Linked DNA regions of Homo sapiens: all the other regions are linked to region 4. Evidence: chromatin contacts called from ENCODE Hi-C or POLR2A ChIA-PET data. All regions are on one chromosome and are shown on one strand. Each heading gives the region's core, a stretch centred on a gene start or an enhancer-like site at or near the end of the contact. The rest is flanking DNA. Distances are from core to core; before and after follow the strand shown. Region 1 overlaps KAT6B (lysine acetyltransferase 6B). Region 2 overlaps KAT6B (lysine acetyltransferase 6B). Region 3 overlaps KAT6B (lysine acetyltransferase 6B). Region 4 holds the start of COMTD1 (catechol-O-methyltransferase domain containing 1). Region 5 overlaps LRMDA (leucine rich melanocyte differentiation associated).

Region 1 (2,700 bases), core at 124-2,623, 380 kb before region 4:
TCTTGCCCAGGCTGGAGTGTAGTGGCATGGTCTCGGCTCACTGCAACCTCCGCCTCCCAGGTTAAAGCAATTCTCCTGTCTTGGCCTCCCGAGTAGCTGGGATTACAGGCATGTGCCACCACTCCTGGCTAATTTTTTTGTATTTTTAGTAGAGACGGGGGTTTCACCATATTGGCCAGGCTGGTCTCGAACTCCTGACCTTGTGATCTGCCCACCTCGGCCTCCCAAAGTGCTGGGATTAGAGGCATGCCCCACCACGCCCAGCCCATTGTTTTATCATGACAGTAGCAATGTGTTTTAATTGTAAAATTCTTGACTTTTTGTTTTGTTTATAAACTTCCTTTTCTTGGCCCTGTGCCTTAAACTACAGTAGATTAGGTGAAACTGTTCTCTGATCACACTAGCATTTAAAATATGAACCTGAATCTTCTCAGGTACTTTGATCTCTCCAATCTATTAATGTTTCTGAGTACATAAACATCAATTAGCTCACCAAATTAAAGTTAGCAAATGCGTCAGCCATGTAATTTGCATGTGACATTTTGAGTTAGCAGGGCCAAGAGGGAAGTATGTTTTTGTGAGTGGGTGTGCTTATCTCTCTGTCTTCAGGTGGTGATGGAAAGTTGTACATGTAAGAGAAGGAGTTGTGGCAGTGGATATGTGAAATGCTAACTGTACATATGCCTCTGCTTGGGGCAGAAGCACTTTACCAGAGAAGTCTCCAACAGTTGCAAACTACATATTCTTTTTCCTTATATAAGTGAATCTTTTAATTAGTGTAATATTATGTAGAGTGTATGTTTTTTCTGTTTTTTTTTAATGAAAGGTGATATTTTGATAAATCTGCAAAATGAGCAATATAGACAACATTTTAGAGTGAATGATACTAGATTTAAACTATGAGGCTGGTCTCTGCAAAGATACAAAGTAAATACTAATCACTGGTCTAAGCAAAATCCAGGAAGGATTTTTGTTAATTTGACAAGTGGGTTTAGAATTCTTTAGCCACTATTTTTTAGAAACCAGCTTTGTTCATACATCCTTTCTCTAATTTGCCTCACTTTTGATCTGTGATAAACCAGCTGCAATTTGGTTTCATTAACAAACTTAACTGGTCAACAGATGTTTTGGCTCTATTTTGTCCTTTCTATTAGAAACAGCATAGGCGTACACAGAAACCATGCTGGGCCTTTTCCTGTCTGTAGCTCGACAGGCGTTACAGAAGAGCAACCTAACTTTACTTACAAGTTCAATTTTTCTTCCTCAGTATTTTTATTATAGGTATACAAACATTGTAGTTTTGTCTCCCCCATCAAGTCGGTCTTTTGTTGTTAATCTTCCATCTGTTAGTCCAGTATACACTTCTCACCCTGCTTTTTAGCATTGCAAAATCTTAGCATGCAGGGAAAAAGGTACTATTGCAGGAGAGGTAATTGAGATATCAGCGACTCTTCCACAATTCAAGGGAAGGAGTGGAACTAGCCTGGTGAATTTAGATAATTTCTTCCGTCTTCTTTGATGTCAGTGAGCTGCCATATGGAGAGCAGTGAGGCCTGCAGGAAGGAGGTGAGCCTTGGTCTGGGCTGCCTAGGGTGTTCAGAGTGACATGGGCTGAGAGCCAGAGGCAGAGCTTGACTGTTTCTGTTAGTAGTTTCTGATGTGACCAGCCCTGCTTTTTGTCCAAGGTTTCCCTGTCATGCTTGCCACCCTATGGGTATGATGAAGTTTAAGAAACAGATCATAAACATTATCTTGGGAAAGAGAAACATAAGAACATATTAAAATCTAGTAATAAGGCCATTAAAAGATGACTCCCATTTGATATTTGACCAACTTGTTTTCAAAATTAGTATTGTAAACACTTCTGTCTTATAACAAAACCCAGCTTTAGCTGTTGAGCCTTGAGTTGTGAGTAAAGCAGCAGAAAACAGGATCTGCTAGTGGAAGAGTATTGGCTGTTTGAAGAACATCAGCTGTTCCAGGTAGACTCCTGGCAGTGTGTGAGCAGACCTGGGAAAGGCAGGCATGGAGGGAGCTAGGAAAATACTTCTCTCCTAACCTTTATAATTTATAAAATTAGAGTATTTCATAAATATTAAAAGAGTAGTACAGTAAACACTCTATTTCTTTCACATAGATTCACCAATTTTAACATTTTGCCACATTCTTTCTCTTCCTATATGTGTGTATATGTATATGTTTTTATACATGGGTGTGCGTATATATACAGCACATTTATATATTCACAATTTTGACTAAACTGTTGGAAACTAAATTACAAATATTATATTTCACCCCTAAATACTTAATAATATATCAAAAATGTTCTCTTATATACTATACTATTACGCAAAAAATTCGGCAGTGGAATGAGTGTTAACTGACAGTCCATATTTCCCCAAATGGCCCCAAAATCTCATTTATAACTTTTGACTTTTTTTGAGATGGAGTCTCGCTCTGTTGCCCAGGCTGGGGTGCAGTGGTATGATCTTAGCTCACTGCAACCTCCACCTCCCAGGTTCAAGCAATTCTCTTGCCTCAGCCTCCCGAGCAGCTGGGACTACAGGTGCGTGCCACCATGCCCGGCTAACTTTTTTTATTTTTAGTAGTGATGGGGTTTCGCCAGGTTGGCCAGGCTGGTCTTGAACTCCTGACATCAGGTGATCTACCCGCCTAGGCCTCCCAAAGTGCTGGGATTAA
Region 2 (2,700 bases), core at 139-2,638, 340 kb before region 4:
CTAAAAATACAAAAAAAAAAAAAAATAGCCGAGCATGGTGGCAGGCACCTGTAATCTCAGCTACTTGGGAGGCTGAGGCAAGAAAGTTGCTTGAACCCAAGAGGCGGAGGTTGCAGTGAGCTGAGATTGCGCCACTGCACTCCAGCCTGGGTGACAGAGCAGTACTCCATCTCAAAAAAAAAAAATAGTATCAATGAATTCAAAGAAATAAAATGTTTTTCATGTACTCATGGAAACAACTATTTCTAAAATTCTAAATGAATTATTATTATTATTATTATTATTATTATTATTATTATTATTTGAGACGGAGTTTCTTTCTTGTCAGTCAGGCTAGAATGCAATGGCGCGATCTCGGCTCATGCAACTTCTGCCTCTTGGGTTCAAGGGATTCTCCTGCCTCACCCTCCCCAGTAGCTGGGATTACAGGCGCCTGCCACCATGCCTGGCTAATTTTGTATATTTTTAGTAGAGATGGGGTTTCACCACGTTGGCCAGGCTGGTCTCGAACTCCTGACCTCTGGTGATCCACCCACCTTAGCCTGTCAAAGTGCTGGGATTACAGGCATGAGCCACCGCGCCCGACCTCTAAATGAATTTTTAAAACTCCAGCATCTCACAAATGGTTCTTGAATAATTTTTCCTTAGCCTGCAGTGTTTAAGTTGGGTTTTGAAGGTTTTGTTACTCAATAGTCACCCTTTTTTGGGTGTAAGTTTGTCCTCTACTCCTGAGTAAGTAAGTGACCTTAGGGCAGTATTACCATGAAACAGATCTCACAAATAACATTGATACCAACATCATTATTTTTGGTCAAATGTTAAATAGTTAAAATTTGTCATCCTAGTCTATATTGAACTAATTTGAAATACCTTATATTTAAGCAAACTTTATTGTTTTTAACATAGCAAAACAATTAATAAAACTTTAAATCAATTACACATGAAACAGTAAGAAAGCAGTGCAAGATTAAAATCTCTAGGTAAGTGTTCTATAGTGTATAAGTAAGTTCTGTAGAACTTCAGAAAAAAGAGAGGTCAGTAGGATTCTTAGAGCAAAGTGTGATTTTATCTGTACTTTGGGTCAGAATAACTTTTCTGATTTTTTTTATTACTAACATACCTAAACACAGATAATGTTAACATTAATTAAGTGACCTTAGGGCAGTATCACAATGAAACATCTCACAAGTAACATTGATACTAACACAATTATTTTTAGTCAAATGTTAAATATTTAAAATTTGTCATCCTTGTCTATATTGAACTAATTTAAAATATCTTATTGAAATATATTATTAATTAATTCATATCAGACTTAGCTAGAGACACCTAATGTTCAAAACAGAAAGTAGAGGTGGATTGGGCCCAGTTGGCTCCAGTTGCTCAGAGGATGTGGTCAGTGCTGTTTTTGTACATCTTGAGCTCTGCTCACTCTGTCTGCGAGTAGGTTTTGCGTTTTGCTTGTTGGCTGTCTTGTTGGGGGTGGGAAAATGGCTGCCCATACCTTCTGCCAGGTGGGCAACCCCAAAGACTTTTCTTTTCCAGCGCACGTGTAGGAGCAGCCTGTTGGAGGCATGTGCCCATGCTTTAGACTGTCACCCAGGTCATGAGGACTGTGGTTTGAAGAGTGTGCTCACTCAACTGGCTAGGGGGTGAGGGCACTGTGTTTGACAACTGTCAAGGACTAGCGAGGTTCCCAGATGAAAGGGGGTGATATACCAGAAGAAGAGGCATGGGTGGGAAATGTGCATAGCAGTCCCAGCCAATAGCTATCACTGCCTACCACATAGTGCTACAAAACAGCGTAAGAATTATTCATTGAGTGCAAATGTTGGGGGAGTGGGGGTTAAACAGAGACCTATTCTAAGTGATTCTTGACTGTTTGTCCAGGTGTCATTCCTTGTTATAGGAGTTTTAAAAGCAGAAAATTCTCAACTGCTCATTCACCTAATACTCCATGAAAGTATATATTCTTGAGTGTCCTAAGTGTGTGTCCTTTGAAATGTTTATATATATAAAAGATATTTTAAGTATAAAATCTTAAATATCTTTTACACTTAAAATATCTTTTATATTTTATATTTGTGCTTTTATAAGTTAAAAAATGTGATCACCATGACCCTCTACTTGGATGTGACAACCCTCCATTTTATAAAATAATTACCGTTGAATCAAAATTTTTGCTCAACGTATGCTATCCAGTTACCTGTCAAAGCCAACTGAATGAATGATGAAAAGGTTCAGATCAAAAGCAACTGGCTTAACTTCACGGAGGTTTTCATGCTTTAATTTAAAATGTGTCTATGTCTAACTGATTATCTCTCACATTTTATAAAGAAATATTGACGTTCTGTAAAGTATGTAGTGACCTCACTTCTGGCTGTGTGGGCAGGTTTCACTGCAGGCCTCTGAAGCATTGATATTCCTGTAACCTTTGAGGCAAGATGTGTGTGTAGTGTATTAATGAGCTGATTGAAGTGATGTACAGTAATTTCATCCTTGGGTAAAAACAGATGTGAAAGATTCTGTTTTAATATTTAATCAGCCTCCAAGCCTCTGTTGGCTTGTTTAAGTTGACCTGACAGCATTATACCTGGAAACACTTTGAATTAAACTCTGAGTGCTTGACCTTGTTCAAACAGTTGTAATTTAATAAGGCTGCTGTCTTGGTGGAGATAGTGTCGCTAATAGGCAAATCCT
Region 3 (2,700 bases), core at 39-2,538, 310 kb before region 4:
AATTGGGCAGGTTTTTTCTTTAGGAACTTAGTGTTGATGGCCTGAATTAATCTGACTAGGAATTTAGACATTTCTTCATGATATATTTTGAGTCCATAGATGATCTGATTCTAATGTGACTTCAGTTTTTAACTTACATAGCGTTAAGCAAAAGGATGTGTGTGTATGTATGTGTGTTTGTTTTACATCCTAAAGGTATTACAGGCCCCATGGTAAACTTTTTGGCTCAAGTGAATCCAGAGTTTGGTATATGTAACCTCCAGTGGTGGTTCATGAACAAACACTTCATTTCTGTAGTCATATTTTTTTTTAAAGAATAAAAGTGAGCCAGGTTTAAAACTTGTTAAGAAAATAATAGCACAGGTGATACACAGATGAAGCAAAATTGCCGTGGATGGTCTGGGAATGCCTGAGGATTGAGAAACACTGGCTGAATTATACACTGTGGCAGAAGAAATTATAGGCCCTTAGAAACAGGTAGAGGTTATTGGAAAGATTCAAGCACCTAATGTTTAGTTAGAAGGTAAGTAAGCTGGTTTCTTAAGTTCTTGTTTATTTATTGGGTGTGGGCTCAGGATAAGTTAGTTTGAAATAGATCTTAGAGAAGTAAATGCAAGACAACTTTATCAATGAGTCATGGGCAAACAATTCTATTATTAGAAGTAGTATAGAAAAGGAGTAGGAGAAGTAGAAGGGAGGAAGTCTAGTATTCATTCATTTATTTATTCATTAATTCAGCCACTATTTCTTGAGCACCTGGTGTATGTCAGGCACTGTTGTAGGCACTGGGGACACAGCAGGGAGCAAAACAGACAAGTCTCTGCCCTCATGAAATTCATTTACATCCTAATGGGAAGAGACAAATAATGTAAGTGAGTATATAGCATGTCAGCTGTGAGAAATGCTATGGAGAAAAATAAAGCAGAGTAAGGGAATTAAGGAGTGATGGGATGGGGAGGCATTGCTTTTTTAAATAGTTTGATGAGGAAAGACCTCTCTAAGAAAGTGACATTTAACTTGACTTCTGAGGGAAGTGAGGGAGCATTCCAGGCATGGAGAAGGAGTGTTCTAGATGGAGGGAACAGCAAGTGCAAAGAGCCCTTGACATGTCTGAGAAACAGATAAGAGGCCAGTGTGGCTGGCGTGGAGAGAGAGGGGAGAGTCGTCAAGTAGTAAGAGGTGAGAGCAGATGGGAGGAAGGTCTCAGCACAGGTCAGGCCTCTGGCTTTGCTGAGAGTGATGGATGCCTTTGCAGGGTTTTGAACAGAGGAGGCACATGATTTGACTTAACGTTTTAACAAGCTGTTTCCTGCTGCTGTGTTGAGAATAAGCTGTAGGCGGCACCAAGGTGGCAGCTGGGAGGGTATTGCCACAAAACAAGCAAGAGATATGATGGTTTAGGCCAGTGGTAATGGTGGAGAGTGTGAGAAGAGGACAGATTCTGGATGTATTTTGAAGTAGAGCCCGCAGAATTTGTTGATGAACTTGATGCAGAGTGTTAGAAAAAGAGAAGACTTCAAGGTTATTGGCCTGAATAACTGGAAGGATGGAGTTATCTATCACTGAGATAAACAGAGGTAACAGAAGTAAAGGGGAGAGATGGCCATGGTAGAAGGTGGATTACACCTTTAAATTTTTAAAACATATTTTTATTTAAAATAGCCCTCACTCCCTGGCCCAGTGCACACAAAGGACCTGATTTGCTTTTACCCTGAGTTTGTCACTGTAGATATCCTGGAATACTTCGTTAAAAACTATAAATAAAGTGGCCATAATACGGCTCATTTTGTTCAGATTCTAAAAAAAAATTCCTTCATAAGCAGTTGGCTTCCAAATAGCAATGCATGCTGTCAGTTTGGTGACTAATTGGGTTAGAGGTTAATAGCAAGGCAGTCCTATAAACATCAACGGGAGTGGTGTATCCAAATGAAAGCTTGCATTAGGCAACAATTCAAAGAATGAGAATGACTAAATACCATGTTACAAGCCAAGTGAATTATATTAAGAGTTTTAACTTTGAGAGAAAGGGACGTTACCCCTGAAATAACTATCTTAGTTGGATCTTCCCTACTTAATACTCATAGTTGGGTTGTAAAAATGTAAAGGTTACCATCAAAACAGCACTTCTTAACCATGAAATTGACTAACTTTGTAAAATTAGAAATTCTGTTACTTACTTCCTACTATGCTGATTGGACATTCCTTCTTTTGCCAAAAGAACAGAAAGTTGGATTTTGTGCCTTCTAGCCAAGAGAACCACACACCTCTCTCTCTGTAGACCAGCTAAATGCTTCCTACTGCTCGGTGATGAAATCAGATCATGGAATCAGTCAGTTTGCTATACTGAATTTTTTTTTTTTCAGCTGTGTTCTAATTGAACCTTTGGGGAATAAACTAATTCTTAACATCTGAAAGTTTAAAGGTCTGATACTAGAATTTATGGGGTGGTAGAGGAGACCTTTTAGTCTCTGTATCCAAACCAAAATGTAAATTTACTTTTATTTATTTTTTATTTTTTGAGAAGGAGTCTCGCTTAGGCTGGAGTGCAGTGACATGATCTCGGCTCACTGCAACCTCTGCCTCCCGGGTTCAAGCAATTCTCCCTACCTCAGCCTCCCAATTAGCTGGGATTACAGGTGCTCTTCACCACGTCTGGCTAATTTTTGTATTATTTAGTAGAGACAGGGTTTTGCCATGTTG
Region 4 (2,700 bases), core at 157-2,656:
AAAAGATGGGGACCCGGCCCGACAGGGTGCTTTCTCCTCCCCCGCAGTGGATCCCTTACTCTGAGGACGGCGAGGATGCCTCCGGGTCGCAGCAGCTGCAGGCAGCGCTCGTAGTAGGCGGAGCAGTTCTCCTTGTCCGCATCCACCACGGCCACGTCGAAGGTGCCGGCCTCGCCCGCCGCCAGCAGCTCGTCTTGCGGGGGGAGGGAGGGCAGGTGCGGCTGAGTCCGCGGCCCCGGCGGCCCTGAGGCCCCTCCCAGGCCGGCCCGGGCTCTGTGACAACCGGCCCTGCCCTTAACCTGCCCGGCAGGCCCAGTCACAGCTCGGCCACACAGCAGCCTCGTTTGCAATGAATGGCTTCAAAGCCCTTCCCGCTTCGGTGCTCACCCAGGGTCTCCAAGGCGGGCTTCAGCCGGAGGTCGATCTTGTGCTCCGCCTCGGCCTGCGGAGGGAGCGGGTCAGCCGTTGCGCCCCCGCCTGGGGCTGCAGAGCTAGGCGCGGGCGCTCACCTGCCTCCACAGGGGCCGTCCCAGCTCCGGGGGCTGCGCGTCCACCTCGCAGGTCACCACGCGCCCGTCCGCGGGCAGCGCCAGGGCCAGGGCCAGGGCGGAGTAGCCCGTGAAGGTGCCTGGGACCAGGACACAGACGGGCTCAGCCCAGAGTGGGGGTCGGCCCGGAAACCTCGGCCCTCCGGGATCCCGGCCGCGTGCCCCTACCCAGGTCCAGCGCCTTCTTGGCCTGGATGAGCCGCGCCAGGTTGGCCAAGAGCTGGGCCTGCTCGCAGGTCATCATAGAATCCCCCTGCGGCTGCTCCAGGGTCAGCTGCGTGAAAGGAGAGGGTGGCACCAGCCATGCAGGTCACCCACCTTCGCCCTGGGGGTCCCAAGCCCCAGGGGCGCGGTTCTGGGCGTGGCCTGGGGGACTGGCCCTTCGGAACGCCCACCGCACCCGGCCCAGGGAAGCCGGAAGCCCAGGGAGGGCCAGGGCCCAGCCCAAGGTCACACAGCCACGTGGGACCCGCAGGGGTCGAGAGGGACGCCCGTTTCCGTCCCGCGCCCTGCTGACCAGCCTCAGGCTTCGCAGCGCCGGGTGCTCCCGCATGGAGCGGCTCAGAAGATACTGCCACAGGCGGCTGTCCTCGGGGGGAAGCAGGCACTGCTCTCGCCGGCCTCGCCATGGGGGGCACCGCCTCCCTGACGGGGAGAGGGTGTTGGATTAACCTGAGCCACGCCGCGCCCTACTCTGCGCCCGCCCACCCGCCCGCCGGGACCAGGTCCTGCTCACCCAGGAAGAGGCCAGTGGCGAAGGCGGCGCCCAGTGCGGCTGAGCCCAGGGCCAGCGCGGCGGGCACGGAGAGCCGGGGCACCGGCTGGGTCATGGCGCGGGCAGGAGGCGGCGGGAGGCAGTGACAGGTCACGTGAGCTGGAGCTCCTGGGACAGGTCTCGGACTCGCGGGCCCGCCGGGCTCCACCTTGTCGGGGCACTACCCGCGGAGCCGCGGTCTCGGGCATCATCTGGCGGCCACACAGCCTTACTGCAAGCCCCGCCCGAGAGAGCCGGGCGCGATCTGGTGGCCGCGCCGGGAACTGCGCCCCTGCGGGGAGCAGGCCAAGCGCCTAGATCTGAATTTTCCCGCCTGTGCCCGCAGTCCAGGTGCCTGCCTCCATTCCCCTCCTGCCAATGCTTTTTTCTCCTCGCCACCATTTATTCTGAGGCCCCTTGGGGGCATATGTGAATTGTGTATGGAGGGCGCCAGTGTAAGTTACAAGATAGTCACAAGTACAAGAGATAGAGATTAAAGGGGGAAGGCCTCCTGGACAAGATGCCCCAAAGCATCAGGCTGAAGGAGTGAGGGAACTGGTTTGAGGGCATGCAGCCTCGAATTGGGGTTCAGGAGCCCTGGGGTGGGCCTGTGGAACTGAGACCATATTCTTAGCTGTTAAAATCCTGCTTTTGGGGGCCAGATGGATACGAGTGTCTAATCTTGGTCCTGCCAGTCTCTCTGAGCCTCAGTTTCCTTCCTGTAAAATGAGGCCTACAATCTTACCATAAAAGGCACCAGATCCCACAGCTTCGCACACAGTAGCACAATACATAAGTGGCAGCTGCTGTTATGTTGGTAGGTTGGAATGAAGACATCTTGGGGAGAAAGCCGGTGAAGCTCCCTTGCAAGGTTGTTCTGTTGAAACACTGTCCAGAGAACACTGATTGAACCCCTACCATGCGCCAAACTCCGGAGGAGGTGAAAGACGCTGACGCTGTCCTTTTTTTTTTTTTTTTTGAGACTGAGTCTCGCTCTGTCACCCAGGCTGGAGTGCAGTGGCACAATCTGGTCTCACTGCAACCTCCACCTCCTGATTCAAGCGATTCTCCTGCCTCAGACTCTGGAGTAGCTGGGACTACAGGCACGCACCCCTACACCCAACTAATTTTTGTATTTTTTGTAGAGACGGGTTTTGCTATTTTGGCCAGGCTGGTGTCAGACTCCTGGCCTCAAGTGATCTGTTTGCCTCGTCCTTCCAAAGTGCTGGGATTACAGGCCTGAGCCATTGTGCCTGGCGTTGGTGTTCTTTTTTTTTTTTTTGGCAAGGTCTCTGGCAAGGCTGAAGTGCAGTGGCAAGATTACTGCTTATTGCAGCATCGAGCTCCCAGGCTCAGCAATCCTCTTGCCTCAGCCTCCCAAGTAGCTGGGACCACAGG
Region 5 (2,700 bases), core at 49-2,548, 370 kb after region 4:
TTTGATTATGAGTGGCTTCTTTATGAGAGTCCTTTCTTCCTGAATGTCTCCCTGACGCTGGTTGGATTTTTGATAGCTCAGATGATAGGAGCTGTTTGAATATAGAAGACAGTCTGTTCCACACTGTAGTTTACACCAGTCTTCAGTCAAGAGTCAGCCTGTTCTCCATCTGGATATGTTCCAAAATTTCCCGTGTTTGCCCCAAGCAGAGAATCGCACCTAGAAAGTTTGTACATTGTGGGATACTTAACTAAAACATTTTCTTCCCCAGCAGTCGAAGGACAAGAAAAAGAGAAGTTAAACATATTGAAAGGCCACTGATGGAACACTTTGATCTGATTGGAGAGTGACAGCAGGACCCTTGTCCTAACGCATCCTTTCTGGGCACATTCTAACCCCTCCTGCCGCTGCTCTAATGTTAAGAGTGATTGGAATGAAAATAATTATCAGTATTTCAAACATGAAGAAACTGAGTTGCAGAAATTAACTTATCTAAGGTCATGGTGAAGCTGGGACAGAAATCTACATTTCTTTGGCTTGAATGGCCAAGTTCTTTGTGTGAGCAGTTGAAGGAGAAAGAGTGATGGCAGCGGCTGGGAACTGAGTACTCTCTTGCCGTCTCACCTCCTCCCAAATAAGCCTTTCTTTCTTTCTTTTTGAGACGGGGTCTTGCTCTGTCACTCAGGCTGGAGTGCAGTGGCGCAATCATGGCTCACTGCAACCTCTGCCTCCTGGACTCAGATGCTCTTCCTACCTTGGGCTCCCAAGTAGCTGTAACTACAGGTGTGCACCACCATGCTCAGCTAATTTTTGTATTTTTTGCAGAGATGGGGTTTCATCATATTGCCCAGGCTGGTCTTGAACTCCTGGGCTCAAGTGATCCACCCGCCTCAGCCTCCCAAAGTGCTAGGATTACAGGCATGAGCCACTGCGCCTGGCCAACCCTGTTTTCTAATGGTAAGATAAGTAAAGTTCACTGCTGGTAACTCCTTCTCTTAAACCCAACCAAACTGAGGCCAGTCTTAACATGTGCTCTTGCATGGGTATGTCTGTGTTAAGTGTGCGAGAAGGTAGAATATTAACTCTCTTACCATGTAGCTGAATTTCTTCTCTGTTGATTCAGAAATGGAAAGAAAATGTCAGAACTCCTGTAATGCCTTTAAAACAAAGGTGCAGTGAAGGTATTGAAACCAGAAATGAAAATAAGTGGGCTATTTTTAGAACCGAGGTTCTATTTTCTCACTGACTCCCAGTTTCTAGTTAAGGGCAGAGTCCATTCCGGGCTACATGGGCTCTATTGGTGCCCTTCCAGAAGCCTGCATTTCCACTGCACCTTTCTATTTCAAATGTTAAAGGACTGGGGACATTTATAGGAGGTGATGGTCTCTTGGCACAGAAGACTATGTCTCCCAGAGCTGCCGCAGTGTTTTTTCATCCCTTTCTTCTCACTTCTTTTCTGTTTACCTTTGGCTTGAGTAAGTCGATTGGCATGTCTCTTTATATTGGGAAAATTCACTGTTTGCCACAAGCAAGAGAGAAGGCAGAAAGCATGGATACAAACAGATCTGAGGGTATTTTTATGTCTGTATCTCTATTTCTGGGGGCAAGGGACAGTGTTGCCATCCATTAAACATTTATTGTATTAGCAACCTCTGGCCATCCCTGCTAATGGAGGGAAAGGATGTTATGATAATCCAAAATAGCACAAAGTTCCCAGTTTTAACAATTTGATTTGGCAGTGCATTACAATAAAATCCCATGAATTCAACCTAATTAGGAAGGAGGCCAGTTTGGATTAGTGAAGCCCAAATGATATTTTATGGAAAATTGATTTTGTAGCTTCCAAATTTATGCAGCCACTTGAATTAGATATCAAAGTCTACAATAGAAATTCCCGGAACAGTTTTAATGACTAGTTAAAAATACTTGGCATTTTATTACAAAATGTTAGAGAAATGGTTACTTCCAAAGTGATCAAGACATTTCAGAACAGTCCTCTTGAGTTTTAACTATCTTCTGAAAGTCTTTCCTATCTTGTATTTATGAACAAGGCCTTTCTTGACATACGATAGGAAAGTAAATGCTTGTTAAAATTTCTTCAAATTTCTAGTCTGTTAGATTCGAATGAATAAAATTGACCTACATGATATTTTCCCCTCAGCAGATTTGTTGTCTTAATTCTGTTATGTTAAAGCTACTACAGATGGGAAGCCATTTCATGTAATACTGTATTTCTTTGGATGTTCTTATATTGAACTATATTTTTCTATTGATACAGGTGATAATTTTGTAGTGCTCTAATTTATAGTGGGCCCTTCCACTTTTAGTTTTTAACACATGATTTTCTCAGGTCCTAACCTTCTTTTCCTCCACATTTAATTATCTGTAAACAAATGCTAAAGCATTACAGATGAGCATCTTTTTCTTTTTAAGGGAGAATCACTGCCTTGTTTTGGTTTTGTAACAACAGCACTGTCTTCATTCCTCATGTGCAAGCAAGTGAGGTGACTTAGTGATTTCCAAATGACTGGCTGCACTGGAACCACCCAAGGAACTTTAAAAAATTGTGATTCCTAGGCCCCACTCCTGGAGATTTTGATTCAGTGGTTTTTTTTTTTTTTTTTTTTTTTTTGGAGCCCAAGATTTTCTATTTTTAACCAGCTCTCTGGTTGCTTCTGTTAGGTATCCAAACATGAAGTG

The links. A loop is a pair of places that touch in the nucleus more often than their neighbours do. ChIA-PET counts read pairs that join two places held with the same protein, here RNA polymerase II (POLR2A). Pooled maps may share reads with other maps.
Region 1: a loop to region 4 is called in a map of B cell, with 6 times the contacts of the local background. The contact joins the enhancer-like site here to the promoter of COMTD1 in region 4. A Hi-C loop is called at or near these places in 1 of 168 maps with a recorded cell type or tissue (B cell) and 2 of 50 pooled maps. POLR2A ChIA-PET finds 5 or more read pairs at or near these places in 1 of 52 experiments (activated naive CD4-positive, alpha-beta T cell).
Region 2: a map with no recorded cell type shows a loop between it and region 4 (4-fold over the local background). The contact joins the enhancer-like site here to the promoter of COMTD1 in region 4. A Hi-C loop is called at or near these places in 1 of 168 maps with a recorded cell type or tissue (heart left ventricle), 2 of 37 single-sample maps with no recorded cell type and 7 of 50 pooled maps. POLR2A ChIA-PET finds 5 or more read pairs at or near these places in 1 of 52 experiments (WTC11).
Region 3: a map of IMR-90 shows a loop between it and region 4 (4-fold over the local background). The contact joins the enhancer-like site here to the promoter of COMTD1 in region 4. A Hi-C loop is called at or near these places in 2 of 168 maps with a recorded cell type or tissue (IMR-90 and PC-3), 1 of 37 single-sample maps with no recorded cell type and 6 of 50 pooled maps. POLR2A ChIA-PET finds 5 or more read pairs at or near these places in 1 of 52 experiments (WTC11).
Region 5: a map with no recorded cell type shows a loop between it and region 4 (9-fold over the local background). The contact joins the enhancer-like site here to the promoter of COMTD1 in region 4. A Hi-C loop is called at or near these places in 4 of 37 single-sample maps with no recorded cell type and 4 of 50 pooled maps.

Annotation. Positions count from the first base shown.
Region 1 is chr10:74,853,663-74,856,362 of GRCh38, forward strand. All of the region lies in intron 3 of KAT6B (lysine acetyltransferase 6B), which reads left to right. Among named protein-coding and RNA genes, the nearest start is that of KAT6B, 28 kb to the left of the region's middle. RefSeq lists a silencer at 2,408-2,618. Within about 2 kb of position 1,374, at least 9 of the 41 ENCODE cell types and tissues checked have a DNase peak (open chromatin) inside an H3K27ac peak, as active enhancers do; they include B cell, where a contact is called at or near this core.
Region 2 is chr10:74,898,988-74,901,687 of GRCh38, forward strand. All of the region lies in intron 3 of KAT6B (lysine acetyltransferase 6B), which reads left to right. Among named protein-coding and RNA genes, the nearest start is that of KAT6B, 74 kb to the left of the region's middle. Within about 2 kb of position 1,389, at least 4 of the 41 ENCODE cell types and tissues checked have a DNase peak (open chromatin) inside an H3K27ac peak, as active enhancers do.
Region 3 is chr10:74,922,548-74,925,247 of GRCh38, forward strand. The region is part of intron 3 of KAT6B (lysine acetyltransferase 6B); the gene reads left to right. Among named protein-coding and RNA genes, the nearest start is that of KAT6B, 97 kb to the left of the region's middle. Within about 2 kb of position 1,289, at least 9 of the 41 ENCODE cell types and tissues checked have a DNase peak (open chromatin) inside an H3K27ac peak, as active enhancers do; they include IMR-90 and PC-3, where a contact is called at or near this core.
Region 4 is chr10:75,234,551-75,237,250 of GRCh38, forward strand. It overlaps COMTD1 (catechol-O-methyltransferase domain containing 1), which reads right to left and starts at 1,407. Exons shown (of 7, transcript NM_144589.4): 1 at 1,285-1,407; 2 at 1,066-1,193; 3 at 717-822; 4 at 510-628; 5 at 388-442; 6 at 60-193. The coding sequence starts at 1,378. RefSeq lists silencers at 136-365, 526-815, 946-1,025, 1,186-1,325, 1,361-1,655.
Region 5 is chr10:75,605,218-75,607,917 of GRCh38, forward strand. All of the region lies in intron 2 of LRMDA (leucine rich melanocyte differentiation associated), which reads left to right. Among named protein-coding and RNA genes, the nearest start is that of MIR606, 54 kb to the left of the region's middle. Within about 2 kb of position 1,299, at least 4 of the 41 ENCODE cell types and tissues checked have a DNase peak (open chromatin) inside an H3K27ac peak, as active enhancers do.